Regions from separate parts of the Homo sapiens genome. Here region 1 is linked to region 2. The links are chromatin loops, found by intact Hi-C in ENCODE. Cell type or tissue: GM12878. All regions are shown on one strand. Links, peaks and the distances in the headings refer to the core of each region. The heading gives the core; the rest is flanking DNA. Region 1 has its middle 150 kb from the start of CASC20. Region 2 has its middle 63 kb from the start of FERMT1.

Region 1 (15,663 bases), core at 4,029-8,028, 390 kb after region 2:
CATACTGCCCAAAACAATCTACAATTCAATGCTGTTCCTATCAAACTACCAACATCATTCTTCACAGAATTATAAAAAAACTATTCCAAGAATCATATGGAACCGACAAAGAGCCCAAATAGCCAAAGCAATTCTAAGCAAAAAGGACAAAGTTGGGAGACATCACATTACTCAACTTCAAACTATACTGCAAGGCTACAGTAACAAAAATAGCACAGTACTGGTACAAAAACAGACACATAGACCAATGGAACAGAATAGAAAACTCATAAATAAAGGTGCACACTTATAACCATCTGATCTTTGATAAAGCCAACAATAACAAGCAATAGGGAAAGGATTCCCTATTCAATAGAGGGTGGTGGGTAGCCATATTCAGAAGAATGAAACTAGATCCTTACTTTTCACCATATACAAAATTAACTAAAGATGGATTAAAGATTTAATTGTAAGCCCTCAAACTGTAAAAACTCTAGAAGAAAATTTAGGAAATACTCTTATTGACATTGACCTTGGCAAAGAATGTATGGCTAAGTCCCCAAAAGCAATTGCCACAAAAACAAAAATTGACAAGTGGGACAAACTAAAGAGCTTCTGCACAGCAAAAGAAACCATCAACAGAGTAAACAGACAACCTATGGAATGGTAGAAAATACTTACGAACTATGCCTCCAGCGAAGGTCCAATATCTAGATTCTATAAGAAACTTAAATCAATCAACAAGCAAAAAACAAATAACCCCATTAAACAGTGGGCAAAAGACATGAACAAACACTTTTGAAAAGAAGACTTACAACCGGCCAACAAATATGAAAAAAATGCTCATCATCACTAATTATCAGAGATATTCAAATCAAAACCACAATGAAATACCATGTCACACCAGTCAGAATGGCTATTATTAAAAAGTCAAAAACAAGAAAAAAAACAAAAAATGAAAACAACAGATGCTGATGAAGCTGCAGAGAAAGCACATATACGCTGTAAGTGGGAATGTAAATTAGTTCAGTCACTGTGGAAAGCAATTTGGGGATTTCCCAAAGAACTTAAAACAGGGCTACCATTTGACCCAGAAATGCCATTACCAGGTATATAACCAAAGGCATATAGATGATTATATCAGAAAGATGCATGCGTTCATATGTTCATCACTATTCTACTCATAATACCAAAGACATGGAATAAACATAGGTGCCCATCAATGGTGGACTGAGTAAAGAAAATGTGGTACAGATACCCCATGGAATACTATATAACCATAAAAAAGAATAAAATCATGTCCTTTGTGGCAATATGGATAGAGCTGGAGGCCATAATCCTTAGTGAATTAATGGAGGAACAGAAAACCAAATGCTGCATGTTCTCACTCATAAGTGGGAGCTAAACATTGAGCTCACATGAACATAAACATGAAGAAAATAGACCATGTGGATTACTAGAGTGGGGAGGGACAGAAGGGGTTGTGGGTTGAAAAACTACTTATTGAGTACTATGCTTACCACCTGGGTCAAATATACCCATGTGACAATCCTACACATATATCCCCCTGCATCTAAAATGAAAGCTAAAATTTAAAAAATAAATAAATAATGCCATCTTGGTACAAGTGTGTTACTTAAGTGTTTAAAAAGCATTTTCCCTTGCACTTTTGAGTGGTTCAAGAAAAACACCATATTAAAACGTGTACTTTCCAAAAAAAATAAAGTAGGTAGAGCTGAGAGAATTTCAGATATTTTTCTTTTAGTCTTAGTGGATTCTTATAATTAGGAAAATTGATATAATGTATCTACTCTGAACACCACTGCTTAAGTAGGGAGACAAGAAAAGACTGGCCAGTTCTAGAAGAGCAGAGTGTCTATACATAGCAAGAAGGAGGTCTCCTGTGGCAATTCTTTCTCAGTCTTGAACATTTTGTGGTTGTACAAAGAACACAGTTGAAAGCCAAGAGACTGGGTTCTATTGCTGGCTCTGTCACCGACCAGAGGCACTGCCAAATATCTGTAAATTAACTGCAGAATTTCTTCCAATTTTACCTTTCTGTGACTTGCTGATCACTTTTTCCTAGCCCTTTCAACATCTGTAAAACTATAGAGAACTTGTAAAGCAAGATATCTTTTGCTGCCAGGGTGGTTGGAGAAGCATTTTAGACAATCACGGACTCTCTTTTGGCAGGTAGATTCAACACAGCAGCTCATAAGACTTGAAACTCATTATCACTGTTTTCTTACACAAAGAGAAAACACAGCTCTTCAGAGTGATGACCTGCAAAAGGATTTTAGTTACTTTTGTTTTTAGTTTTTAAAAAATAAAAAAATAAGATGCATTTCTCATCGGCAACACAGGGTGCTAGAGGACAGTGTGGTAATATAGTCAAAGGGCTAAAGAAAGTAACTGTTAAGCTTGGATTTTACATAGTCTGCCACTCTCACTCAAGGTGACAGTGAAACAGAGTAACATTCATAAAAAATCCAGCACCCTTGTTGAACAAACTGAAAGATGAATTCTAGTAAGAAAGATAATACCTTATAGACAAGGAAATAAGATGCATGACACAGTTATAAACACAGAAACTGGTGAAATATATTGGTAAATCCATTGTACTTAGTAATATGAATGATAATAGTAATAACTGACTTAGTTTGTGCTTAAAGCGAAGTGAACTGTGAAATATCCATATACATTTTTTACCTTGCTAGGAGGACAGAGATGTTGATTAACTACAGAGCTTGTTAAAATATGTAAAGCTACCTGTGCATGTTAATGAACAGACTGGCTGTATAATGCGCAGCTTCCAAACTAGCATAGAGAAAACTAAAGAAATTGTAAAACTGAAGGCATGAAATGAGAACAAATAGGCAAACGAATCTTAGTAAGTATAAAAACATAAGATAGCTGAAATAAGCCCATATATATTAGTAATTAAAACAAATATAAACAGTTTAAATTCACCTCCTACAAGGTTCTGGATTAATTGACTGAATTTGTAAAACCCAAGCTACTTAAGAGACACATTCAAAAAACAACTAAGAAAAATTGAAAAAAGTGAGGCTTAGATATTAACAAGATGGATAATCATTTTTAAAGATTCTGAAATATAATTTAATACTAATAATATTAGCATTATTTCTTTACTCCCTGACCTAACATTTTTACTAAATTCTATGTTACAACTATATCTTCTTAAAATATTCTGTTTGAATTTTACATTTTATATATATATATATATATATACACATACATACATATACATAAACAAAGAGATCTATAATTTTTTGTTTTGTTTTTCAGAATATATTCACACCTTTCATGTTGCCTCATTCTCTATATCTTCCCATAAAGTAGCAGGTAGAGACCATCTTCAACCTATCTATTTTCAGTTCTGACACATACAATTCATTTTTAACATTTAAAAAGTATAACCTTATAACAAAAATCTAAATAATTCCCTACTTAAAACCCTTCAATGGTTTTCCATTGCTTTTAGAACTGAAATTCTCACTCAAATCCTAAAGTTTCTGGATAACTTAGTTCCTTCTTATCTGATCAACTTCTTCAAATGTTGTTTCCACCTCATTCACTAATCTCTAGCCATGTGCCATTACCTTTCAATTTCTTGGGCACAGTAGATAAATGCTTTTACACCTAAGGCTTCTGCAGCCATTGTTTTATTAAATTAAATGTCAACTCCTTCAAGAAGACTTCCTTTTCTAATTCTCTGTCTCAGCCACTTGTGTCCTTTGCAGTACTTATGGCAAGTTGAAACTGCCTCATTTGTCTGTTTCCTTATTTTTTTAACTGCCTCTGCAACTGTGATATGCATCCTGAAGGCAGAGACCAAATAGAATCTATTCATTGCTTAAACTTTGCCCAAAGCCTGAAGCAAAGTATTCTCTCAAGACTCTCAATAAATATATCTGGAATAAATCAGCAGATAAATAAATAATTGCTTGAGCAGTTTGCTATTTTGCCTGGGTAATATTTTTTCTAGTAGACTGAAATAATGTCTCTATATCTCTGACTTTCAAACCATAATATTTAGTCTTGAATTTCCATTCCTGGAACTATACGTTCATATTTCCAAGTGCATTTCTCATGTATATCTCAAATACTCAAAACTAAATTCAATTTCTCATACCCTATGAATTGTCCTATTACTTCCCTATTTTGGTTAATGATCCAAGCATTCATCCAAACCCAAGACCTGGAAGTCATCACTCATTCACTCATGTATTCACATATTTATTCATTCATTCATATTTCGTGCAGCAACTATTATGTGGCTCACACTATGTGAAGAGTAGCATACATAATAGTGAACAAAACAGGCATAACCACGTCCTCACAGTTTGTTCTACCATCTCTCTCAAATTATGTTGACTGCTGAAACGTGCATGGTCATTCTACTTTAAGAATGTCTCCTGAACCAGCACCTTTTGAGTGCACCAGCACTTTCTTAAACCAGAACCTCACACACACACACCTTTTCTAGATTAAGCCAACATCACCTCTTATCTGAATCTTTGTAACAGCTTCCGGATTGGTTTCCTTGCCTCTAGTCTCATCTCATTCCAATTCATTTGTCACACTACTCAGGGCTTTTCCTAAAACATAAATTTAACCACCTCATGGCTCTACAAAATTTCCCTGTCTCACCATCACTTACAAGATAAAGTTCAAACTCTGTAGCACGACATGCCATGTCCTTAATGATTCAACTCTAGCAAATGGCATTCAGCTTCATGAACATGACCTCATGTCTGCATATGCCATTCCCTTAACATGGAACCTCCCTTCTGCGCTTCACCATATCAGCCTGGCAAACTCCTTCCATTCTCTCCTTTCTTGTTGAGGTTTCCCTGACTTCTCTGCCCATTGAGGCAGAAGCAAGAGCTTTTGGAACCATGTTCTCGTAATCCCTTATAGGAAGGAATCCATGCTATCATACTGCATTATGGGAATGTCAAAGATGTTTATATGTCTGGCTTCCTCACTAGACCATGGACAACTTGCAAGCCAAGAATCTGGCTTATACAAGCTTCTATCTACACCAGCTGGCATAGTGCCTGCAACATGGGAAGTGTTACTACTAAATCTTTGTGCAACAATTAAATATTGATTAAACAAGTGTTGCATTTTCAGTCATTTGCCTGAAATGACGCAGTTATCAGTAGCAGAGCTGATCCAAACTTCCAAGTTCCCACTCGAATGGTTTTTCACTAAAGCACCACTGTCATGTATCCAATGATTTTCAATTGATCCAGGGTAGAGTAAAGCCACAGGGCATGCCTTAGGTTGGGGAGATGGGTTAGAATCACCTCAGGTCTTTTTCAACCTAAAATGCTTATCGGCATTCTGATATGTATTTCCTGAAAAAAATTGCCAGTTGGGTGTCCTATATATTATATGTTGAAGAATGAACAATGCTAGTAGGGAAATAATAGAATGGAAATCAGGCAGGTGTGGATTTAAACATCTATTCCTTAATTTATCAGCTTTGTCTACAGATGAGGAAACTGAGGCACAGAATGTGTCATTTAACTTCTATGTGCCTCAGTTTCCTCATCTGTAAACATGGTACCATATTTGGGAAGTTATAATGAGGATTTTGTCAGCTGACTGACCCTTGGTAAAGGGTGAGAATATTTCCTGGCACATACGAAGTGTTCTAAAATTTAGTTTCTCTTTCCCCTTTTCCCCCTAGGCTTTGATCAGAAATCCAAGCACACAAAAATGGCTTTTCCATTTGTGTAAGGGGAAGATTATTGCTCTGCTGATGAATTGTGTGCATTTCACGCACACTTTAACAGCTCCAGGGCGTCTTCAAATTAGAGCTCCTTATCACTCATTAGCACCATTGCAGGAAGGCCGATAAACCTCACCTCTTGCTTAGCTCTCTGACACAGCTGGGGAAACCTCCATTTGCTCTTATCATCTGAATTCTGACCTTAAAGGTTTCACTCTAACCCCAGGGCTTAATTTATCTTCTGTTAAAAGCAGCAGTTTTCCCTTACATGGAAACTGTCATGCCCCGAGTATGCATAGTGAGACAGAGAAACAGTCCTGTCTGTTTCATCTCAGACGCGAGGGAAAAGTCCCTTGCACCCTTCTCTTCTGCGGATAGATGGGCTTTGATTACAGAGGAGCACATTGCAACTTCAGGCTGCTATTGTACACCACATACTGTAAAGGTTTAAAAGTTGACAAAATGCCATGAATACCATTGTGTGAATTCAACCTCGTGTTTGTTTTACCTACTGTACATCAGAATACACTTCCTGATAGCTGAGAGTTTGTGTTGTTTTGACTAAATTTGGACAAATATGCATAAAATGTGTATTCAACAGATATTTCATGTAAAAACAAAGAAAGGCTTGTGTCTTTAGATTGCCCCAGAACCTGAGGGCTACTGAGAATTATAAATAAAGTTGGCTTCACAGGCCTGCAGTCATAAATGACATTTTTTTAAATGATGGAAGGGGGAGATTTGAGTGGTACAGGAACCTTCCGTTTAATTCCCCTCCTCCCAAATATGTCCAAAATTTAAAGAAAGCTCCTTTAAATATAACTCAGTTGAAAAGGAGCTTTTGATTCCTGGTTATTGGGGAAGGACCTGTTTAACTATTTATACCATTGCTTTGTTTTCTTAAAATTGATGCAGGAGGAACATGGGTCCAGCCCTTTTAAAATCCTATGTTTTATCACTCTCCGGTTGATGGGCGCAATCCAGCATGAGGAAATTAGAAACAGCTGGAGTAGACACAATGCTTTCTTTTGAAAAGACATTTCAAAATTACTAGAGAAAAATAGAGATTGCTCTAAAGAGCCTATCTCAAAATGTGGTTTCTGGCTCAACAGCATCAGAATCTCCTAGGAACTTGTTCGAAATGCAAATTATTGGGCTTCATCCAGCCCTGCTGAATTGGAAATTCTGAAGGTAGGGCCCAGCAATCTGTGTTTTGACAGCTCTTCTATCCCCTACCCCAAGGAATTCTGATGCACAAAAGCAAACTAAAAATGAGACCTAAACCACAGGAAAGAGTAGCAAGAGAAAAGAAATCTTGAAAGGCCAGAGGGCAAGAGAGGCGTGATTTCAGGACATTTAATGATTCAAAGGAATGATGGAAAGGTGCTAATTGGGTACTTAACATCTATACTTCAACATGCATCTGTTTCTAAATCTGAAATTAATGGACAGACTATAAACAGCTTCCAAAGGCAGTGGAAAATACAAACCCAATGAAACAAACCAGAGTCAGGAAAGAGGTTGGCAGCACAATAACTGCAACATCAATTGTATTTAGATGTTTTTGTCTATAGTCTATACTACATAATAACTACATAGTCTATATAGTTATTTCAACATCATTAAATAGGATGTGTGATTAAATAAGTGCATGTAAGTAAATTATTAAAATGCATTAAGAGTATGCTTTTGCATACTTGTAACTTAGAGTAGACAAATCCTCCTGCTGAGAAAAACTAGAAACTGAACAAAATTCAGACACCACGTGTTTGAATGCCTCAGAAAGCTGTCTAAGCAGTCAGATCCTGGAAAGGAGGGGAGCTCATTGAGAGAAGCCTGACTTTTGAATCCAAGTTTCCCCTGAAGTTGAACACACCATATTGCCCAGAAATTCCACTCATATATACATATATATACACAAATACACATAAATATCCAAGAGAATGCACAGACACACACACATATCCAACAGAAATGCATGCATGGATATCTATCTATATATATATCCATATCTCCACATATATATCTCTAACAGAAATGCATACATAAGTACACCAAAAGGCATGGGTAAGAAATTTTCTATTTGCAATAGCCTCAAACTGAAAACTACCCAAACATCCTTGAACAACAGAGAGGATGAATAAATTGTACTGTATTCATGCATGAGATACTGAGAATGAATTAAATACAGCTACATGCAACAACATGGATGAATCTGATGAATATAACATGACATATCTCATTTACACAATTTCAAAATCATACAGTGATAATCCATGGTATTAGAAGTCAAGATAATAGTAACGTTTGATCTTTATGGTAAAAATGGTAAGGAGAGGGTGAGGGCCTACTGAGTTCTGCTTATGTTCCTGTTGCTGAACCCTGCACTGTGTGTTCCGTTTGTGGAAATTCAGTTAGTTGAATACTTGTGATTTGGACACTTTTCCTTACATATGTTACAGTTTAACAAGCACTCTTACTTTAGAAAAATATACTAAGAGGAATTTTTGTTTTCTTGTTTCTCTGACGTCTTTGGAGTCCATCCATCAGGTGTGTCTATGCCATCCTATGGAGACACCCTGGATTATCTGAAAGTAACTGGAGGCAGGAGAATGTGATCATAGAGAATCTTAGATTAGTGGGTAGACAGGCCTATGAATTGCTGTGTGGCTTTGGAAAGCTCTTTAACCCAAGTCACATTTTCCTCATCCTTGCATTGGAGTTGATCGTTAAAAGAGCATCTAACTCATAGGATTTAGTGAGGATTAAATAGGAGAGTTCATCTAAAGCACTGATGGTGGCAGGCAGTGGGTGGGGGTGGCCTAATGGCTAAGAATAAAGGCTGGGTATCTAAGATAATTGACAAGGGCCTTTCTTTTTTTTTTTATGGTTAATGTACCATTCTTTATGAGAATGTGCTAGCATAATGATAGAGGGCTGAAGCATGTAATCTATAATTAATACAAAGTGAACTGTCATGGGGGATGGGGAGGGAAATGGGCCTTTCTGCAGAAATGTAAGTGCGGTCATGGAAACGGCTATAGCTCCTTGATTGTAATTATTCAACCTCACTAGAGGTCTGCAACTAGCTATTAAAGTGCTAGTGGTCCCGACAAGGGCCTTTCTAAGAACACTGTCTTTGCAACTGTACCCCTTTTGAATAATATAAATATCATGGTTACTCACTTGGCAGAGTGGACATCCCTAAGAAATTCAATCAGACATTTTGAGGTTGGTGAGAGAGGGAGAGTTGACGGAGTTGGAGGAAGAAGAAGTCGTGACACCATGACTGAGAACTCTGTCTGATGACCCAGGGTCATAAAATTTATCATTATAAATGTCAAATAAAATAAATGATAATTAATCAATAAAAAATGACACATGATAAATAAATAAATAAATAATAAAATTACCATCTGTGCAGGGCAGGCTGAAAATGCTGAGAAGGTAAAACTCTCTAGGAGAATCCTTCAGCCAGTGACTGATGGGAGTTGGTGGATACTCAACTCCCTTGCCTCTTGAGCCAGATGACTGAAACGTATGCTCTATACTGTCCCCCAGAGATGCCCAGTTGAACTGGGCTCCAGTTACCCACAGTGGTAATTTGCTTAACAGCATACCTTCTATTGACTGCTTTCCCTTACCTGTATCATTTTTCCTTTCTTTTCCCAGTGTTTTGTGAGAGCATCTTCCAAATAAATTACTTGTACTCACATTCTTGTCTCGTGACCAGTTTCTGGGAGAATCTAAACTTAAGACAGTCTGCATTGCACAACTTATGGCGTAGGCTTAGTTGCTTTCTCTGAGACCTTCGGGCAGCTAGCACCACTGTGGCTGCCTCCTTTGGAATTGTCACCTCTACCACGCTGCCGAAGTGCCTGAGACCTACTGCTCTGAAAAAGACTTTGTTTGTCACTGCCCAAGCCCACTGTGAAGCCCCTTCCCCTCCCTTGAGCCAGGTGTCAGGATGGCCCTCCTATCCTGTCCCTCTGTTACCTAGGCAGTGGCCTCATCACTTTATTCATAAAGTTAGACTTCCTCACTCTGTATCTGCGTATTCTTATTGCTTTCTCTTTTCCAGAGACTCCGTTTTGGTCAACAATTAGCCCTTCCACATTTGGATCCTGGGCCACATGTGGAAATAAAGAGTTCCAGAAGAATTCTCCCATGAAGGCATTGGAATGCTTCAATACATAGTTTTGTGCCAAATCTACAATAATCTTCCCAAAAGAAAGACTCTTCAGTGTTCTGGATTTTTCGGGACTTATCTTATTTTCTTGTGCAACATCTTAACACAAACTAGAATAAAGATGACATATAATCATCTGCATTCATGAATAAAAAGAATGATCTAATTGTACTAATTAGCCAAACTGCAACCCACAAAAATGCACCAAGTCTTTATCAACATCCACCTCTGGTTACAGAATGTATCATGATGCCTTATTAGCAGCAGCCCAATGGCTCCCTGGAGCACCACTACTTCTGTCAATACATGCTAAAGCAGCACAGAAACATCTACGAAGATAGGGAACGTTGGGTAGGAAAGACCAGGACTGCAAATATCTTGCCATCCCAGCCTTGGAAGGGACCTCAAGGCCATGTAGTTCAGCCTGCATCCCCTCAGAGTGAAGCATTCTGTGTTCCCCAAAAGGCAGGAGAAACTTTGCCTGTGGTAGTGTGGGTTGCAACCCTTCAAGGATGCTTCTGAGAATCATGTTGTTAAGATAGCTACTGAGCAAAAGGCTGGGATTCTCAAAGTCACTTTGAGCGCATGTAATAGGAGGCAGAGATGAGGTCATCTCCCTAAAGGTCAGCTGCATCCCCAGATGTGTTCTTACCTCAGCCCTCACTTGAAGAGAGCCAAAAAAATGGCTCATCCAGGGGAAAGTGTGGGACTTATGCCCACACGTCCATAGCAGACCAAGCACCTGGCCAGGCCCAGCAGCCAGGAGTGACCCCGCCCCTTGTTCTCTGCCAAACATTGTTCCTTGTACTTGGCCAGTACCCGGGTTTTGCAGCCTCAGACATCTAACCACCTTTTCCCAAAGGACCTCACCCACTTTACCTCAACCCCACCCCATCCCATCCCTTGGCCAGACCTGTAATTACTGGACCTGAAAAGCAGCCTCCAGGATACCACATGGGGGCAGGGCAGCCCCCAGCAAGCAGCCAACTAAGATTTTTCTTTCTACAACATCCCTTCACTGTTCTTTCTCCCTCATCCTCTCATTACCTCCTCTCAGGGGGTTGTGCCAGCCAGGGCTACCCCTCACACTTTTGGGGCCAGAACAAAAGTAAAATAATATCCCCTCTCCTGTCCCCTGCCCAGTCTATGGCTTGGTTCTTTCTCTTCCTAATCCCTGACTCTGTCCACATGGGACAGCCCACGCAGGTGTACACACACTCCATCTCACAGTTCCAGCCACCCCACTGCTATGCAATGGCCTCTTGCTGCCCCTTGGGCCTGTATAGGTGCACACCATCCACTTCTAATGGGGACAGAACAAGGAAAGATTCCCCTGCAAGTTCTGAATACCAGCTCAGGACCATTTGGGTAGGGAATTCTGTTTCCAGGTGTCCGAAGTGTGGCCAAGAAGGAGGGATGTTGGGTCCACGAAGGGTCATCCACTTGACCCTGAAGGATGTTTGCCAGAGAAAGGTCGGAGTTGGGCTCTCTAAAAGGCAGGACCCAGGGCAAAGATCTACCCTGGTAAAGGGTTGGTACTGGCACCAACTTACTAAAGAGTTTCTGGGCTTCCAGTGTCTTCCTTCTTCCCACTGAAGATATCTATGTTGGATCAAATCAAATCTGTTTATGACACCTATCATGCTCTAAAATAAACACAGCTTCTCTGCCAAGCCTTCTACAAGAACCAAACATGGCTTTCAAAATCATTTCCTTCCCATACCTGAGCATTCTGTGACCGGTAGACAGAATCTTAAAAGAGAAGACCCTGGGAGCAAAGAGACATAAACAGAGTAGCTGCTGTGCCTTCTGAGAATGAGGGGTCATCTGCTATTCCCTCAGGGTACTCAGCTCAGCTTTCCTGGTTTTGTTCCATTTTGTGAGAAGAAGTAATTATATACCATATTTAAAATAAGTGCTATTAACATCTATAAGCACAAGAGAAGTTACGAGTTTGCAATTTTAAATGTGGTAGGCTTAATGAGAAAATGACATTTGAACAAAGACTTGAAGGAGATGAGGTATTTACCTATGTAGATATCTGGAGGAACCTTCCAGACAGGGGAAACAGCCAGTGCAAAGGCCCTGTGGTAGGTGCTCTTCTGGCTACAGGAAGAGGGGGGATGTCAGTGTACCTGGAACTGAGCAAGCAATGGGAAGAACAAGGGGAAGAGATAGTAACCAGATTGCACGGAGCAGCACCTCTTAAATTACAGAACTTTCACTCATTAGTGAGTGAGATAGAAGAGGGGGCTTTGGAAAGTCTTGAAACCAGAAGTTGTCATAGAATGACGGTGGCTATCATTGGTGAGAATAGCTAAGACTAGAAGCAGAAAGACCAGTTATAAGGCTATTGCAGCAGTCTAGGCAAGAGATGATGGTGGCACAGGCCAGCAAGGTACCAGTGTGGGTGGAAGGAAATTATACAAATCTGGATATATATTGAAGAAAGGTTCAATGGGATTTCCTGGCTTTCTTCATTTTTGGAATAATGTAGCTACTCTGGCATTAGTCCAAGTCACTAGTAGTCATTGAAGAACAAAGAATAACTGGTGGAAACAGCTTCCTCCAGTGAATGTTATTGATAAGGGATCAATGTGAGGCACAGGTCTTAATCTCTTGTTCCACCTCCAATCCTGGCGATCTTTCCCTCTCATGACTCATGCTCAAAATTTGTCCAGTTCCTCTCTATACGTCTCATTCATAAATGATGTTGGTCACCACCTTCTCATTCAGCCACTGTCAATACTTCTGAAACCAATTGGAATGTAAGTAAATACATGCATTCCTAGGTAGGTAGGTAGGTAGGTAGGTAGGTAGGTAGGTAGGTAGATAGATAGGTAGATGCATAGATTCCCAAGCAACCAAAAATATAGATACAATGGTCTCTGCATTTGATTATGTGCTTGCTTGTTTGAAAGTGTAATATCAATCAATGCATCACGAATTGAGCCAAAGGTTTAGTGTTGGTGTTACTTAGTAGCGACAGCAAGCAATTTGCTCAAATCTCTTGGGCTTCTGTTTTTCCCTTGAAAAATGAAGTGAGTGGGAACGGTGCCCCTTAAGTACCAGTTAAGTTTACACATCACGTTTTCTGCTTCCACCATGCCCCTGCACCTTTATTTTCTTTCATCTTTCCAGTGATCCCCCCTAATTAGGAGCTCTGCTTATAAATGGTATCTTTTGTCTCTTTCAGTTACTTTCTTCCTCCCTGGTTTAATGAGCTTTCTCCACAGTGTGCCTTTTTCTCCCAGTAGATGGCAGTATTCAGTTTTGTTTCCTGATGCTACTTTGCCCTGTTGGAAGGCCTGGGCCAGCTGCCCTTTCTGCAAAGCCTATGTCCTTTTAGCACTAGAGGTGATCACAGAAGAGGAAATTAAGGGAGGAACTGATGAGTGTTGAAAGGCTCCCATGAAAACCGTGGCGATGCCAAGTAGCCTCCTCCTGTTTTCAAGCAGGTTTATTTTATTTAACTTTCGGGTTAGTGATAAAAACAACGGTCTTCCACATGTCAAAGTGTTGTCCCAACTCATCTGATCTTTCTACTCTGTGACGCAGTTAGTACAGATTTCATTGACCTCAGGTCTTGATCCCAGGAGTTATAATGGGATGGCTGCTGTTGTTGAGGATATTCAGGGTTAGAAGCAGGAAGACCAGTTAGGAGGCTGTGGCAGTGGTCCAGGCAAGAGACCGTGGAGCTACCAGCCGGGAGCACTGCAGGTGGGGGATGTGGTGTGGAGACGGATGGTAGTGGAACAAGCTCTGAGCTTGCTACCTGGAGAACCAGAGTCTCCTCTGGCACTGTTATTTCACTAATCTTGGCAACACTCTCAATTTCTCTGGGCCTCTGAAGACACCCCCTGTTCTAGGATTCTGTGGAATCATGAAGGAAATCAATCCACATGTAGCTTGCAAGTCACCTGACAAGGGACACATCACTCACCGGTTAATGGTGCATTGAGAGCCAGAAGCCATATCTTTAGTAGGGGCTTCACCTTACCACTAACTGAAGATGGTGTGAAAACATCCATTTCCGCAGTCCAGTTTCTTGTCTTTCCAGAAGAAATCTCATCTAGGAAAACAATATGTGTAACAAATCAAAGCAAACTGCTCCGGTTGAAAGGGGATAGAATCCTGCACCTCCTGGCCCCCACCTTCCCACTGACTGCAAGTAGCAAGTAAAGACCTCCAACAGAGAGGAGCAAAACCCCTGCCAATGTGACTTCAAATCTTCAAGTGCCGTGCCTTGACCTATGTTAATCAAGGAATTCTGGGATCACTAATATCAGTTTTTTCTTGAACTCCTCGGGAAAATTTTGCAGGGAGGAGAATAATATAATAAGAGTATGGAGGAATTTTTGTGTTTGGGAGTGGGATATATTGGGGCGGATGGTGTCACACAATAACTTTAAAACATTTTATGGTTCTTAATTGCCTATAAGATCAAATTTAGACTTGTTAGCATAGATAAAGGAGTTTCATAATCTGCCCCCATTCCCCCCCTCCAATCCTGGAGGGGATACTATCCTTCTGGTATATCTTTGAAGATGCCACGCACCTTGACACTCCTACTCATTCCAGAAAACACAACTCCAAAACCTTCCTTAAGCAATAGCCCTGACAAGCATTCATAGCGTTTTGTATATACAATTCTTTTACAGTCTGTATCACAGTGTTTGTTTTCCCGCCAGCTTCCCTCTTTGTTTGTTACTTGCTTGAGAATAGGGACCATGTCTTATACATTCTAAACATCAAGCATGATCCAAGAGAAGGTCTTACTGTGCAAAATCAATGAATAACAGGAGGTTTTGGGGGTCATGTTGTAGTGTTAGGATGTGGGAAAATATCATAAGCTAAGGGATGACTTAGAAATGTATTACAGATAATTTAGTCAAATACAGCCACTATGGCCTTACAAAGAAATGTGTGTGTGTGTGTTCGTGTGTGTGTGTGTGTGTGTGTGTGTATATGTGTATATATATATATATATATATACTTGCAATTAATCAAATTGTTTAATGTCTGCCTGCTTAGTAACAAAGAGATTACATAGTTTGTTGTTATTATTGCTTGTAAATGACCTTGCAGAGTTTCTTTACAATCCATTGGGCAAATAGGACTTCAGTAGGAAGGAAATTAATACGCATGAATTCAGCATGCACAATAATTCAACCAATATTGTTTGATGTTAGCATCCTTTTGAAAAGAAAAGGTAAAACAAATTAATTGTGAAAACAGAGTTGTATTAGAAATTCTGATCTATTTTTTAAAATGATCTACTTTATTGCACACAAATAGCATGTTTATATGCAAATAATAATAAATAAGCCTTATTTACATGTACATATTTGATTACTCATTTGTCCATTTAAAATAATGCAATATTTTATATTGAAACTTTTTATTTCTCCAATTGCAGTAAACAAGTTCCTCTTACAGGTTACTCTTATGATCAAGGATAATATAGAGGAAATGAGTTATTGGCTAATGCTAGCCAGGCATTAAAGACCACTACAAGTGTTGTATTTTCTCTTTTTCATTTTTCTGGAGATCCATGTTCATTAATGTATTTTTTTATTCCTTAGAAATATTTTTCGTTTAGCTTTTTAAAGCAACTGTGTCAAACTCCAAAATATTCCCTGTATTAAAAAATATTATATCAATTTAATCCTAAGTATAATTTTCTTAGGGAAGTAATTTAAAAACTTTTCTACAGTCTTAAAATGTGGTG
Region 2 (15,663 bases), core at 5,485-9,484:
AGGATGGAGAAGAGAGGGAGAACAAGAAATAAAGGGGCTATCTAGATTTTAAAAGTCAATAATTAGTCTGCTTTTAGCATTACTAAGATCAGATTGGGCCAGAAGGTGAGCAATCTCCTGAAATATAAGGAAAAATATCAGGATATAATTTCTGTAGATGAAATTCAACCAAGAGACTGGACTTAGTGCTTCTGATCCTAAACAAATCCTGAAAAACAGTCTCAAAAGGCAGGATTGATGGGATAAAATTGAGCACATATGAAATGTTCTGAGTGCTAGGACCTGAACACCTTTCTGAAGTTTATCTTTTAAGATTTCTTTCTTCTTGTGCCTTACTTTGAAATGACTCTACCTAAAATGAGAACAATGGCATTCTAAGATTACTCCTCAGTGTTTACAAGCCTTTTGACACATTAGGGTTTCAGATTTAGGCTCTGTGGGCCTTTTTCTCCTTTGGTAAGGAAATGTGAAGTGTAGGTGAACCCATGAAGCAAGTTCGTCCTTTGTGCTTCATGGAAAAGTGTTTTCCAGCAGAGGGCATCCTTATGCAACGAATTTCTCTACCCTCAGAATTATTTGCGGATATTGAAGTGCATTAGGGAACAGATTTTGCTTTTAAAGGCTTTGCAGTTCAGTTTGTTTTTGGCAAGTCATTTATACATAAGGTGCTAAAGTGTTAAGAGGACTTGTTCCAATTTTTTTTAAAGTTGGGTAAGTGATAAGTTGTGCTATTAATGATGATGGTAGCAGATCATAAAATGGTTTAACTAAATTTCTGCTGTTTTATTTACTCATAAATTCAACAAATACTGATTGAGTGCCTTCTGTGTGCAAGACACAGGGGTAGAAGTGGGTATATGAAAGTGAGCCTGAATCAAACCTTCCTGGAAAAAAGCTTACTATATATAAAAGGGATAGGACACAAATGCAGGAAAATAAAATACAAGACACTCTCTCTCTCTCTCTCTCTCTCTCTCTCTCTCTCTCTCTCTATATATATATATATATATATATATATATATATATATATATATATATATATATAGTGTGTGTGTGTGTGTATTCTTATTAGAAGCACTGACTTCTCTAATATTAATTGTTAGTAGGCTTTCACATTTTTTCCATTTCCTGCTAGAGGGCAGCTAGAATATTCAAGTTGTTTTCGAATGTTTTAACTTCTGCCAAAATTGATTTGTTTAGGCTTCCTTTCTTCCTATTTTCAAACTCCATCTATATTTTAGGAGGAAATTAATCTGTACATTGCAATTCTGCCTGCAATTTTAAAAATAGATTATTTGGAAAGACTTGTTCATTGTCTCGGTATTCTCTAAACTCTTTCCATTTCTAGTGAAAAGGAGGAATTATTGTAACTTGGCCCTCTTCAACCCAGAGGAAATCTGGAGTGAAATCTGAAAGCGGCAGACTTGCTTAACCTTTTCCTATCAGATTGCTGGCAGTGGAAAGTTTGTTAAAAGTGTGTGGATTGAGTGAAACACCATGGGTCTCAGACTGGGCCACAGGTTCTGGGAGATGCATCTTGACCTCACTTCAGCCTGACACCACTGGATAAAAGCAAGCAACATTCCAAGTTCAGTTGCTTTTGTCCCAAGGATGAGACCACTCAGACCCACAAGGCTCTGTCAGAACCAGCAGTTTCAGGAGCTTGTTAGCTTGACTGTGTGGCTTGCAGCACCTTCCAGAGAATGCAGCAGGGCAGGTATGAATATGTGATGCTTTTCATCTTGGGTTCCATGTCCGGTAAACGCTCTAGAAGCTGTATCTGAAACTCAGGCTGCACCATGGGAGCTAACTGCTGGACCTTAGAACATAGTAGTAGATTTGGGCTCCTTCAGAGGAAACACAGATATTTTGCTCAGTGGCCTGGGTTGACCACACTTTCTGTAATTGTCCTGCTACAGGAGAGACCAGAATGGCTCAGTGTGCCAAGCATCTTGAGGAGAGTGCCATTCTAGAAGCCGGTTAAGTTTTTCAGTCCTCAGGTCTATTTTCAGTGAGAAAATCTATGGCAGATACTGTTAGTGCTCCACCCAGATCCCTTCTACTGGACTGGGGCACACATCCTCATATGTACAAGTTGATGCCTAGTGACACATAGTTGCTTCTTTCTCCAGAGAATTGTCCCCCATTGAAGGAAGTTACTTCATCTTTTTTTTTTGGGCAGAAACCAAAATTGGGGCATCCAGCAATTCAGACAATGACAGACTGAAAATGGGATACAAAATGTTGGTCCTTTGCCCAAAGGTAGAAACAATTTTGTGATATTACGCACACTCCAAGGTTCCCCATGAAATCAGGCTGAAAGTAAAGTCCAGCTGAGACTACCTCCTACTTGCGTAACACGATTCCTACTCCATCCTGCTTTTCCCACTCCCCTTTCCCTGAGAGCCCACCTGCAATAGATCATGTCTCAGACTGCTTCCAGAAACCTTACCCGAGACGGCACCTCTTTTCACTTGGTAGTGCAAATAGTCCTCTTTTCTTTACATAATGTGTTTGTTGCCTATCAGCAGTTGCCACTTCCTCTTTTTTTAAGAGAACACACTTTATTCATGTATCAGGTGGCTATGGGCTTCAGTCCATTCTGGTCCCCAAGGGTGAATCTTGTTAAATTCAAGCCAATAGTGATAGTTTTATTCTCATTTCTAGTGAGTGATTTAAGAATAGAATGTGACCCAATTCTTGTCAATAGCACTGAAAAGAAGTCAGCTGGAGAGCATCTGGACATGTTTTCTTTGATCTTAAAAGGGGAGCAGAGAAAAAGATATGCTTATATTCCTATCTCTGGATATTGCCAAGTGGGAATGTGTTAGCAGAGCTTCAGCAGCCATTTTGTGACTATGAGGGAAATCCAGGATAATCTCAGACTTTGAGGGTTATGATGTGATTGAGCCTTGAATTAACTGATCCTGCAGCTGCTCCACTTTAGTTATGTAAAATAGTGAAAGTTGTATTTGTTTAAACAAATTAGTTGAGTCTGTTGCTATTTGTAAATGACAGTGTACTAGATATCTGCAAAGCTAGCCTCAAGAAAAGTTACTTTCTAAAGGCCAAGTGATATTGAGAATATAGAACAGAAAAAAACAATTTATGTTCTCCATTCTATTTTCCTATCATAAAGAGAAGAATGGGCTGGTAAGAATTTGTATGACATTTTGTTTTGGCTTATATAGCTGGTTTATTGAATGGGCTTAACTTGATGGAAGCAAAACAGGAAATAGGCTTATTTTCTATCCATTACTGACCTCAAAATTCTCTGTTGCATTTGCCTTGCCTCTCCTTCTCCTAATGACAGCTTTTTGTTCACTTTTAGCTGTAAGAACAATCTCATTTTTGTATTATAAAATGTAGTCTCAGCTACACCAATACGTTCAATCTTGCATTCAGTTAAAAATGTTATTTTTCCATAGCTCAGGCCTCAAGACTCATGGCTCAGGGTCTGGAAAAGGGGAAGGAATGGTGGTTGATTCTTTTAATATCCCATTCCTTATCCCATTTCCTGATTTTTTTTTTTTTTTTTTTTAAGTGGGTGTTCAGTGTAGTTCTCTTACCCGTTGGCCACCATTTTCACTGTGATGGCTGGTGCCCAAATGCTGACTCTTCTGTGGGACACATTTATGGGTTCGTTGGGTACCTTCCCTTGGGAACTCCTGTGGTTTGCATACGTGAGGCTAGTGATTCACCCTCTGCTTGATCTTCTGGAACCCCCTCCTTAGCTCCACTGGGAGGCACGTGGATGGCTAAAATTCCCCGTCTCCTTTGAGTTAGTCGTGGCAATGTGACTTTCTGAAATATGAATAATAAACATACATTTCACTTCTGGATGGAAGTATTTAATTGCCAGCACTTCACTCCCCAGCCCATCTTTTTCCTTAATGGCAAACTGCAAAGACTTGCTTTCGAAATATTGGAGTTGTAAGAAAACAGTCCCTGAGTGACATGGCGCAGAGCCTTCCACAAACCTACCTTAGACGTGCTGTCTAAGCAAAACCCCAAATCTTTATTTTAAGCCACTGAGATTTTGAGGCTGTTTGTTACTATAGATTTACCTTGCCCATCTTGACTGATACGGTTCTTTGCTTTGGGATTTACACTGAAATTTTGAGACATGAGAAAAAGTCTCATTGAGCATGCTGTCACTCCTATAACTGAAGGATTTTTTTTTTTTTTGGAATATTTTTATATACTTCCTGAGAGTACCTATGTCTTAATCTCATAATGCTAAAATAACTTTAATAAGCTAATTACTTTTAGCTGTTCTACAAAGAAATCCCATGAGAAAACCTCTGAGCATTTATTTCATGGGGGAAGACCATCATTTAGAAATCTGGTCTCATGTGGTCTACCTGTTCAGCTTTGACTGCCCCTCTCTCCAGCCTATAACCTCCAGACCGAGAAAATCTCAGCATCCACTTGTTCATTTTTGCCTCTGGAAATTTATCCTAACATTTATCTTCCTTTCTTGGAGTTTTCTCTTTCTTTTTGGTCTCACCTCTTCCATGAATTTAAGTCGACTAACCAAATGGTGATATTTATTCAGCATTGTCTTAGACTGAATTCCTCTAGACAGACTCCAAAACAAGGATTCCAGAGCAGGTATTTATTTGAGAGGTGATTTTGGGAAATGCCAACAAAAATGTAGAGAGTAAGAATGAGCTGGGAAGAGGGCCAATACAGGGTTCATTAATGAGCTCAAGACAACTAGGACTCAAATCTGGTGGGGACCTCTCAGAGACTGTGTAGAACATGCACCTCAGGGTTGTTCTGTCAAAGAGACAAGGGAGCTTCGGGTATTAATCCACCAGTCCATGACTATAATTGGCTGAGGGATGTTCCCAGGGGCATTTATTCCATAGTTCTTTTTTTTTTTTCTGCCCAGGCAAGCACAATCTAGTCACAAGACAAAGCCCCCGAGGCAGGTCCACAGGCACTTATAGTAGAAAGTCTGGATCTGAAGGAGAATGGTGAGTTCAGAGAACCCAGCAGCATCTACTACCAGCCATGTCTTGAGTTCAGAGTGCTGGTTCTTTGCCTCAAGTACTTAAGATTGAGGCAGGCAGGCAGGCACCTGTTTACCATACCATAAGGCAGGATATTATATGTTAACAGAATGACTAAAAATAAACAACATAATAAGCATGAAGGAAGGAGAAATTAATTTTACTTTGAGAAAGCAGAGAAGATGGATTTTCATTTGGCTTTAAAGGGTGGAAAGGATTCAGTAAGAGGAGTTTCTTTCAAGTCAGGGACTAATGTTAGCACAGGCTTGGCTGCTGTAGCATCAGTTTATGTTTTGGGAAAATCGTAAGCAGTGGGTTTGACTGGACAAAAAGTGGTTAAGATGGAATAGGAAATTGAGGTGGAAGGAATGTAGGGCCAGATGATGAAGGGCCAAGAGTTCCATTTGTGATTTTTTTTTGATAGAAAGTACAACATTTGTAAAACTTGCAGGGAGATTTAAACTCTTGCCTCTGAATCCTTCAGACCATGCCAGTTCCTTCTATTTGTCTCCTCCACTTCCTCCTCTTAGAGCTCTGGGTTTGCCTTTTCTGGTCCCTCTATCTGAATATTTCTTTCTAAATTCGTTTAGCCGATTCCCCCTTAGCTCATTCCAGGTCCAGTGTTCTGGGTGTTGGTCTTTTGCTGGCTTTGCCTCCCAGAGTTGGAGGCAGGGGTGGCCATCTTGGATCTGGCAGGCCAAGGGTCCCATTGTCTTTCAGCCTGCACTTGGGTTTCGTCTTCTTCCTGCTCCAAAATGCTCTGTCCTGACATTCTCATTTCCTTTTCCTGTCATGCCATAGCATGACATAGTCCTTTGATGCCATAGCATGTATTAAACTCTTGTTTAATAATGAGAGTGTATAAGTGATTTTAAAGAACACTTTTGATTCTGTTGTAGCTACAGACTTAGGACAAAATCTGCTTATACCTTCTGGAATATGTTCTTAGTCACAGAAAATTATGTTATTCTCTCATTTTTGATATGGGAAATGTTTCCTTATCCCCCTTGCAGTGCGTGCCATGGGGGTGTGGCTCACTTATTCAGTGCCCTGCTGCTCAAACCTCTAGGGGGAGCATGCAGACGGATGGGTTGTGGGGCGTGTGGGCTCTGACCCCCGGGCAGCATCTAGGGGTGATATTTACAGCTCCTGAAGCCCCAGTGGGCGTGTGTTACAGGGTGCTCTTTTAATTTTGCTCTCTGTAGGGGGCTTGTGTTAACTAGCTCAGTGAGACCCTCTGTCTTATCTCAAGAACAGAGGGCTTTCTGTATCCCGGGGTTCTTGCCTTAGTGTACCAGAAAAATCAGATCACATGTGAGTTTGGAGAATGAGTGCAAGGTTTTATTGAGTGGAAGTAGCTTTCAGCAGATGGATGGGGAGCCAGAAAGGAGGATGGAGCTGGAAGGTGGTTTTCCCCTGGAGTTGGGCAGCTCAGCAGCTGGACTCTCCTCTGACTTCCCCCGCCCCGCCAAATTCCCCTCTGTGTCCATGTCATTCTGCTGGTCGATGGCCTGCTGGTGTCTGCTGGTGTCGGCCGGTGTGTTCTTCTGCTCCTCTGCTCCTCTCGATGTCCAGCTGCCTGTGTGCCCTTCTGCCAGTGTGTTCCTCTTGACATCCAGCTGCTTGTGGTCTGTGCCTACTAGGGTCTCGAGGATTTTTAATAGGCATAGGATGGGGATGTGGTGAGCCAGGGTGGTCTTGGAAAATGCAACATTTGGGCGTGAAGGCATGAGTGCCTTTTCTTACCTAGGTCTGTGGGCACAGGCCTAAGGGTGGAACCCTCGCCAGGGACCCTGCCCTTCTCTCAGCACTTCCCTGCTCATCTCCTGTATCAATTTGATGGATTATTGTTTTATATGTAGTATTTGCAAACAAGATTGATAATTGTATTTACAATAAAATAACTGAAAAAATAAGTAAATAATATGGATTAATTATGCTGGGTAAAGCTACTACAAAAATAAATTTTTTGTTTTTAACATGCTTTGGCGTTAATGGCTGACATTAAGAGAGCTTTTCTAATTTGCTAAGCACTGTTCTGTGCCATTTAGATAAATTAACATTTTAAATAATTATGACAATTCTAAGAGATAGCCCTGCTGTTGCCCTCATTTTACAAATAAAGAAATGGAGACAAAGAGAGGTGAAGTAACCTGTCTAAGGTCACACATTTTGGAAGAAGCAGAGTTGAGATTTCAACCATGACACTGGCTCAGAGTTCCAGCTCCTTAACACTAGGCTGTAGTGTTGCTCTTTGTGCTGTACTGCAGTGGTTCTCAACGTGTGGTCCTGGGACCAGCAGCATCAGCATCACCTGGGGACCTTTTAGGAAGGCAAGTTCTCTGGCTACAGCCCAACTTACTAAGTCAGAAATTCTGGGGATAGGGGCCGGGAAGCTGTGTTGAAACAAGCCCTCCAGGGAATCAGATGGATTCCAGCGTTTGACAATACCTGTTACACTGCCATCTATGTTGCAAGTGTTTTTGGATTTACCTTTTAAGTTATGCATCCTTTTGGGAAAGTAGTAGAAACTTATACTATCCCAGCAGCTATATGGGGCATGGGTTCTACTACCCTCTTTTGAGGTAAGAAGATGCTACGAGTAGTCTCCCTAGAACTTTATTTTCTCATGTATAGATTGATAGGACACTCTCTTCCCACCTTCCTGGAAGCCTTGTGGAGGAAAGAGGAAATGTCATATGTGATTGGCTTTTTAAATGACAGATGGCACTGATAAAATTTAAAGTCCATGGGTAAGTCATCAAGCTGGCCATCTTTAACTGAGGATTAATTATAATTATACTACTGATAACTGAACAGGGCAAAAGTAAGTTCTGTTCCCTCCCTTTTAAGTTGTTAACTTTTACTGGCATGTTATTTACTGTAGACAGATAAGGGTAGAATAAAGCAGTTTTTCACATTCCTTTCACAAAACCTCCGAAGTCATACAGTGAATATAGAGTTACCCCTGGCCTCAAACGGATGAGAAGCAATTTTGCCGTCTCGTTTGATTTTTTTGTCTTTTAAGGCAGGCCTTTTCTGACACCCTAATTTTTACTGATCACCCCCTGGAGTTCTTTATTTCTCTTTGACACAGAAAAAAGTTATTTGTTCTCTTCTGCTTTTGTCACCTGTCTCTTCAAGTTTTCTTTCTTCCTATCTTTTTGGCATTTTGAAGAACCACTGTATAAAATATTAAGCTTAGGTTTTTCTCTATGCACTCAATTTCAGTTCCTGCAGCAAATACCATATGTGTCAACCTGTTTGATGTTCAGCTGCTGCCCATTACCAGGTATAGCCTGAGGTAGGGATTACAGTAGTGCTTCTCAAACTTTAATGTTATAAAAGGTACCTGGGCAATCTTGTTGGAATACAAATTCTGCTTCTAACAAGTTCCTGGGCCCACACTTGGAGTAGCAAAGCTCTGTCTTTGGCTTTTGACCCCGGCTGCACATTGGAATCATTTGGGCATGAAGCCGGGGTGGGGAGGAACGTTGTTTAAAGACTACAATGCTTGTCAGCACCTCATAGATTGTGCCTCAGTTGATCTTTTTTTTTTTTTTTTTTTTTTTTTGAGACGGAGTCTCGCTCTGTCCCCCAGGCTGGAGTGCAGTGGCACGATCTCGGCTCACTGCAAGCTCCGCCTCCCGGGTTCACGCCATTCTCCTGCCTCAGCCTCCCCAGCAGCTGGTACTACAGGCGCCTGCCACCACGCCAGGCTAATTTTTTTGTATGCCTCAGTCGATCTTGAGTGAGGCTGGGCATTGGTAAAAGTTTTCTAGGTGACCCTAAAATGCAGCCAGAATAAGAGGAAGCCTTCTTTCCTTCAGTGGCTCTCTGAGCTGTCCTCCATGCTACCCCCAGAAATGTGTTCTAACCGATCTGAGATAGAGCAGTGTAGTGGTTGAAAGCAAGACTCTGGATCCTAGCCTAATGAGTTTGAATCTCTATTCCTATGCTTACTGGATGTGTGACCATAAACAACTTAATTAGCCTCTCTGTCTTGGTTTCCCCATCTATAAAATGCAGATAAGATGGTAGGTCCCATTAAAGGGTTATCGTGAGTTAAAGTATGCAAAGTGCTTACAATAGTATATTAGCTATTTATTGCCATGTAACTAATTACTCAAAAACTTAATGGCTTTTATTATCTTACCATTTCTTTTTTTATTATTATTTTGACTCTGCTTGATATTATCTTACCATTTCTATGGGTCAGGAATTTGGGAATAACTTTGGTTCAGGGTCTCTCATGAAGTTGCAGTCAAGATGTTAGCTGGGGATGCACTGATCTCAACAGGAACGGGAGGATTATCTACTTCTAAAATAGTTCATTCACGTAGCTGTTGACTGGAGCCTAGTTTCTAGTTTCTCACAGCATAGGAACCTTCACAGGGCTGCTTAAAATGTCTTTACAACATGGCCGCTGGCTTCCCTCAGAGCGAGTGACCCCAGGGAGAGAGAGCAAGGAGAAAGCCACAGTAGCTTTTTATGACTGAGATTGGAAAGTCACACCATCACATCTGACACATTTTACATATTTTGTTCATTAGAAATGAGGCTCTACCTCTTAAAGGGATGAGTATAAAAGAATTTATGGACAAATTTTAAAACTACCACAAATGTTTTTTGGCTCGTGGCAAGCAATGTGTTAAGAAAGTTGCTATTTTCACTAGCTGGTATTATATCCCTTTCTGAATGTACTTAATGGTGCTGTGTTGTCCTCTAGAATCAATGGAACTTTCACTATAACCAGTGGAACTGTCTGTGCTGATGAGAATGTTTTATTTCTGCATTGTCCAATACAGCCACCACTAGCCTCATGTGGCTGTTGAACATTTGAAGTGTGTTTAGTGTGAAATGTGTTTAGTGTGATTGAGGAACTAGGCTTTAAGTTTTTTTTTTTTTTTTTTTTTTTGAGACAGAGTCTCACTCTGTCACCCAGGCTGCAGTGAAGTGGCGCGGTCTTGGCTCACTGCACTGCAACCTTTGGCTCCTAGGTTCAAGTGAGTCTCGTTAGGCTTTAACTTTAATTGTAAATAGTAATAATTTAAGTTTAACTAGCACATGTGGCTAGTGGTTACTGTACTTGGTAGCTCAGTTCTAGTACCTTGTTTTCAAAAGTGTGCTGCTGAGACCAGCAACACCTGTGTCACTTGGGAGCTTATTAGAAATGCAGAATCTCTGGCCATATCACAGAACTCTTGAATCCAAATCATAACAAGATTGCCTAGTGATTCTAATATACATTAAAGTTTCAGAACTACTGGGTTATAGTCCAAAATCTTTAAATTGCAAGACCTTAAGAACCTGGGGCTTCCCACGTTTCAAGTCCCTTTCTAGTACCCTTTCCCATACATTCATTTCAATGTCTCCTAAAACAAGGGCTTTGTCTAAGTCATTGCCTATGGCTGGAGGGTCTCAACCTGGAAAACCCTACTCATTCTCCAAGACCTGGCTAAAACGCCACCTCTTCCATGACTTTCCCCTTCATCTCACTCAAGAAGTCATTGCTCCCTCATTTGTATTCCTGGAGAACTTGATACGCCTTCCACAAGATTTCCATGATGTAATATAGTTATTTGTGTATGTGGGTTGAGGCTTGGGACCACATCTTGATTTGTTTTTCTGTTGTATGCACCTAGCATAATGCCTGTTTTATCCAACACCCTTGAATTTTAGAAACTGATCATGGTAAATATATTGCATACTTCTTAACACTGAAGCAGAAATCTGCAATCCAATACATGTCTATATCTATAGAGAAATTTATGGATACTCGCACTAAGTGAGCAGTTGGCCTGGTCTCTTCCTAGCTTGTTGACAACTGGATGCCACCATACAACTGTATTGTATGCTCAGACCTGGTGGTGGCTGACAGGAGCATTTTGAAGCATTAGCCCTCACTTCTTCAGAATCTATAGAATTGAGTCACTCGAGAAACAGAATGAGATTTCCCAGGTCAAGGACAAGCTGCATTTTGTCAGATGAATGGCAACATCCAATTCCTTTTTCTTGCCTATCTCCATATGTAGAAAATGCACATTAGTAGGGGTTGCAATCCTAGTCTCTGATAAAACAGACTTTAAACCAACAAAGATCAAAAGAGACAAAGAAGGCCATTACATAATGGTAAAGGGATCAATTCAACAAGAAGAGCTAACTATCCTAAATATATATGCACCCAACACAGGAGCACCCAGGTTCATAAAGCAAGTCCTGAGTGACCTACAAAGAGACTTAGACTCCCACACATTAATAATGGGAGACTTTAACACCCCACTGTCAACATTAGACAGATCAACGAGACAGAAAGTCAACAAGGATACCCAGGAATTGAACTCAGCTCTGCACCAAGCAGACCTAATAGACATCTACAGAACTCTCCACCCCAAATCAACAGAATATACATTTTTTTCAGCACCACACCACACCTATTCCAAAATTGACCACATACTTGGAAGTAAAGCTCTCCTCAGCAAATGTAAAAGAACAGAAATTATAACAAACTATCTCTCAGACCACAGTGCAATCAAACTAGAACTCAGGATTAAGAATCTCATTCAAAACCGCTCAACTACATGGAAACTGAACAACCTGCTCCTGAATGACTACTGGGTACATAATGAAATGAAGGCAGAGATAAAGATGTTCTTTGAAACCAACGAGAACAAAGACACAACATACCAGAATCTCTGGGATGCATTCAAAGCAGTGTGTAGAGGGAAATTTATAGCACTAAATGCCCACAAGAGAAAGCAGGAAAGATCCAAAATTGATACCCTAACATCACAATTAAAAGAACTAGAAAAGCAAGAGCAAACACATTCAAAAGCTAGCAGAAGGCAAGAAATAACTAAGATCAGAGCAGAACTGAAGGAAATAGAGACACAAAAAACCCTTCAAAAAATTAATGAATCCAGGAGCTGGTTTTTTGAAAGGATCAACAAAATAGACTGCTAGCAAGACTAATAAAGAAAAAAAGAAGAATCAAATAGATGCAATAAAAAATGATAAAGGGGATATCACAACCGATCCCACAGAAATACAAACTACCATCAGAGAATACTACAAACACCTGTACGCAAATAAACTAGAAAATCTACAAGAAATGGATAAATTCCTCGACACATACACTCTCCCAAGACTAAACCAGGAAGAAGTTGAATCTCTGAATAGACCAATAACAGGATCTGAAATTGTGGCAATAATCAATATCTTACCAACCAAAAAGAGTCCAGGACCAGATGGATTCACAGCCAAATTCTACCAGAGGTACAAGGAGGAACTGGCACCATTCCTTCTGAAACTATTCCAATCAATAGAAAAAGATGGAATCCTCCCTAACTCATTTTATGAGGCCAGCATCATCCTGATACCAAAGCCGGGCAGAGACACAACAAAAAAAGAGAATGTTAGACCAATATCCTTGATGAACATTGATGCAAAAATCCTCAATAAAATACTGGCAAAACGAATCCAGCAGCACATCAAAGAGTTTATCCACCATGATCAAGTGGGCTTCATCCCTGGGATGCAAGGCTGGTTCAATATATGCAAATCAATAAATGTAATCCAGCATATAAACAAAGCCAAAGACAAAAACCACATGATTATCTCAATAGATGCAGAAAAGGCCTTTGACAAAATTCAACAACCCTTCATGCTAAAAACTCTCAATAAATTAGGTATTGATGGGATGTATTTCAAAATAATAAGAGCTATCTATGACAAACCCACAGCCAATATCATGCTGAATGGGCAAAAACTGGAAGCATTCCCTGTGAAAACTGGGACAAGACAGGGATGCCCTCTCTCACCACTCCTATTCAACATAGTGTTGGAAGTTCTGGCCACGGCAATTAGGCAGGAGAAGGAAATAAAGGGTATTCAATTAGGAAAAGAGGAAGTCAAATTGTCCCTGTTTGCAGACGACATGATTGTATATCTAGAAAACCCCATTGTCTCAGCCCAAAATCTCCTTAAGCTGATAAGCAACTTCAGCAAAGTCTCAGGATACAAAATCAATGTACAAAAATCACAAGCATTCTTATACACCAACAACAGACAAACAGAGAGCCAAATCATGAGTGAACTCCCATTCACAATTGCTTCAAAGAGAATAAAATACCTAGGAATCCAACTTACAAGGGATGTGAAGGACCTCTTCAAGGAGAACTACAAACCACTGCTCAATGAAATAAAAGAGGATACAAACAAATGGAAGAACATTCCATGCTCATGGGTAGGAAGAATCAATATGGTGAAAATGGCCATACTGCCCAAGGTAATTTACAGATTCAATGCCATCCCCATCAAGCTACCAATGACTTTCTTCACAGAATTGGAAAAAACTACTTTAAAGTTCATATGGAACCAAAAAAGAGCCCGCATCGCCAAGTCAATCCTAAGCCAAAAGAACAAAGCTGGAGGCATCACACTACCTGACTTCAAACTATACTACAAGGCTACCGTAACCAAAACAACATGGTACTGGTACCAAAACAGAGATATAGATCAATGGAACAGAACAGAGCCCTCAGAAATAACGCCACATATCTACAACTATCTGATCTTTGACAAACCTGAGAAAAACAAGCAATGGGGAAAGGATTCCCTATTTAATAAATGGTGCTGGGAAAATTGGCTAGCCATATGTAGAAAGCTGAAACTGGATCTCTTCCTTACACCTTATACAAAAATCAATTCAAGATGGATTAAAGACTTAAACGTTAGACCTAAAACCATAAAAACCCTAGAAGAAAACCTAGGCATTACCATTCAGGACATAGGCATGGGCAAGGACTTCATGTCTAAAACACCAAAAGCAATGGCAACAAAAGACAAAATTGACAAATGGGATCTAATTAAACTAAAGAGCTTCTGCACAGCAAAAGAAACTACCATCAGAGTGAACAGGCAACCTACAAAATGGGAGAAAATTTTCACCACCTACTCATCTGACAAAGGGCTAATATCCAGAATCTACAATGAACTCGAACAAATTTACAAGAAAAAAACAAACAACCCCATCAGAAAGTGGGCAAAGGACATGAACAGACACTTCTCAAAAGAAGACATTTATGCAGCCAAAAGACACATGAAAAAATGCTCATCATCACTGGCCATCAGAGAAATGCAAATCAAAACCACAATGAGATACCATCTCACACCAGTTAGAATGGCTATCATTAAAAAGTCAGGAAACAACAGGTGCTGGAGAGGATGTGGAGAAAGAGGAACACTTTTACACTGTTGGTGGGACTGTAAACTAGTTCAACCATTGTGGAAGTCAGTGTGGCGATTCCTCAGGGATCTAGAACTAGAAATACCATTTGACCCAGCCATCCCATTACTGGGTATATACCCAAATGACTATAAATCATGCTGCTATAAAGACACATGCACACATATGTTTATTGAGGCATTATTCACAACAGCAAAGACTTGGAACCAACCCAAATGTCCAACAATGATAGACTGGATTAAGAAAATGTGACACATATACACCATGGAATACTATGCAGCCATAAAAATTATGAGCTCATGTCCTTTGTAGGGACATGGATGAAATTGGAAATCATCATTCTCAGTAAACTGTTGCAAGAACAAAAAACCAAACACCGCATGTTCTCACTCATAGGTGGGAATTGAACAATGAGATCACATGGACACAGGAAGGGGAACATCACACTCTGGGGACTGTTGTGGGGTGGGGGGAGGGGGGAGGGATAGCACTGGGAGATATACCTAATGCTAGATGACAAGTTAGTGGGTTTAGCGCACCAGCATGGCACATGTATACATATGTAACTAACCTGCACAATGTGCACATGTACCCTAAAACTTAAAGTATAATAATAAAAGAAAAAAAAACTTAAAAAAAATGCACATTAGTGATGTTAGTGCGTCAGGGACAGAAACTGGAGAATTGGGGAGGCCTGAACTGCCAGCCAAGAAACTGGGACCTTACCCAAGGCTGACATTGTTCTTCTGAATAAGTTTCCTTTTGAATGAAATCCTGAATCTTTTCTTGTTTAGGAGGCAGGTGGTTGAGATGTTACTTTTGTTTTCACTTGACCCTAAAAGGAGACAGCTGACATAGGTAGTTCAAAGTGGAAATTTAATTCCAAGTCTTAGAAACCAGGCAAAGGTAGGGAAGTTGTATGGTGCTTTTAAACATAATATCCTTTATTGGTCCCAATGTCCATATGAATAACATCAATTTTAATATTATTTTATTAGCCCTAAATTATTACCTTTTATTCTTCAAGCACTGTCCCTACAATGCTAGAATTTGCTGAAAAGTTTATATTGGCCCTGCTCAGCTCCAAAATTAAGCATGTCCCATTCACTAAATCTTAATCCTGAATCCAAATCAAATTCTTTTTCCACTACTCCTTTTCTTATTGCATACCAAACAGAGGCCAAAACTTTAATAAGAATGGCATCAAAGTAAGAAGATGTAGCATTCTATACTTTGTCAGTTACTGATTTAACCCTATATTGGTCCTGTAATACACAGGTAGCATAACAGGCTATTTGCAAAAGTCCCTAAAATTCTCTTAGAAGGAAATCTGATGTATTGTATCCAATGCATGAGATTTTGAATGAGCACAGAAGGATAATTAATATACATTGTAGT

Evidence for each region. Peaks named below come from ENCODE experiments on the same cell type or tissue, not always from the same donor. Only the 100,000 strongest peaks of a DNase experiment are listed, where the experiment ranks them.
Region 1: a loop joins it to region 2, with 2.4 times the contacts of the local background. A loop is called at or near these places in 3 of 110 quality-filtered maps.

The regions. Positions count from the first base shown.
Region 1 is chr20:6,570,100-6,585,762 of GRCh38, forward strand. No RefSeq gene overlaps it. Among named protein-coding and RNA genes, the nearest start is that of CASC20, 150 kb to the left of the region's middle. In GM12878, for the core only: no CTCF peak of the experiment used is centred there; a DNase peak (open chromatin) is centred at 6,062.
Region 2 is chr20:6,178,193-6,193,855 of GRCh38, forward strand. No RefSeq gene overlaps it. Among named protein-coding and RNA genes, the nearest start is that of FERMT1, 63 kb to the left of the region's middle. In GM12878, for the core only: a CTCF peak has its summit at 7,259; no DNase peak of the experiment used is centred there; H3K27me3 peaks cover 371 bases.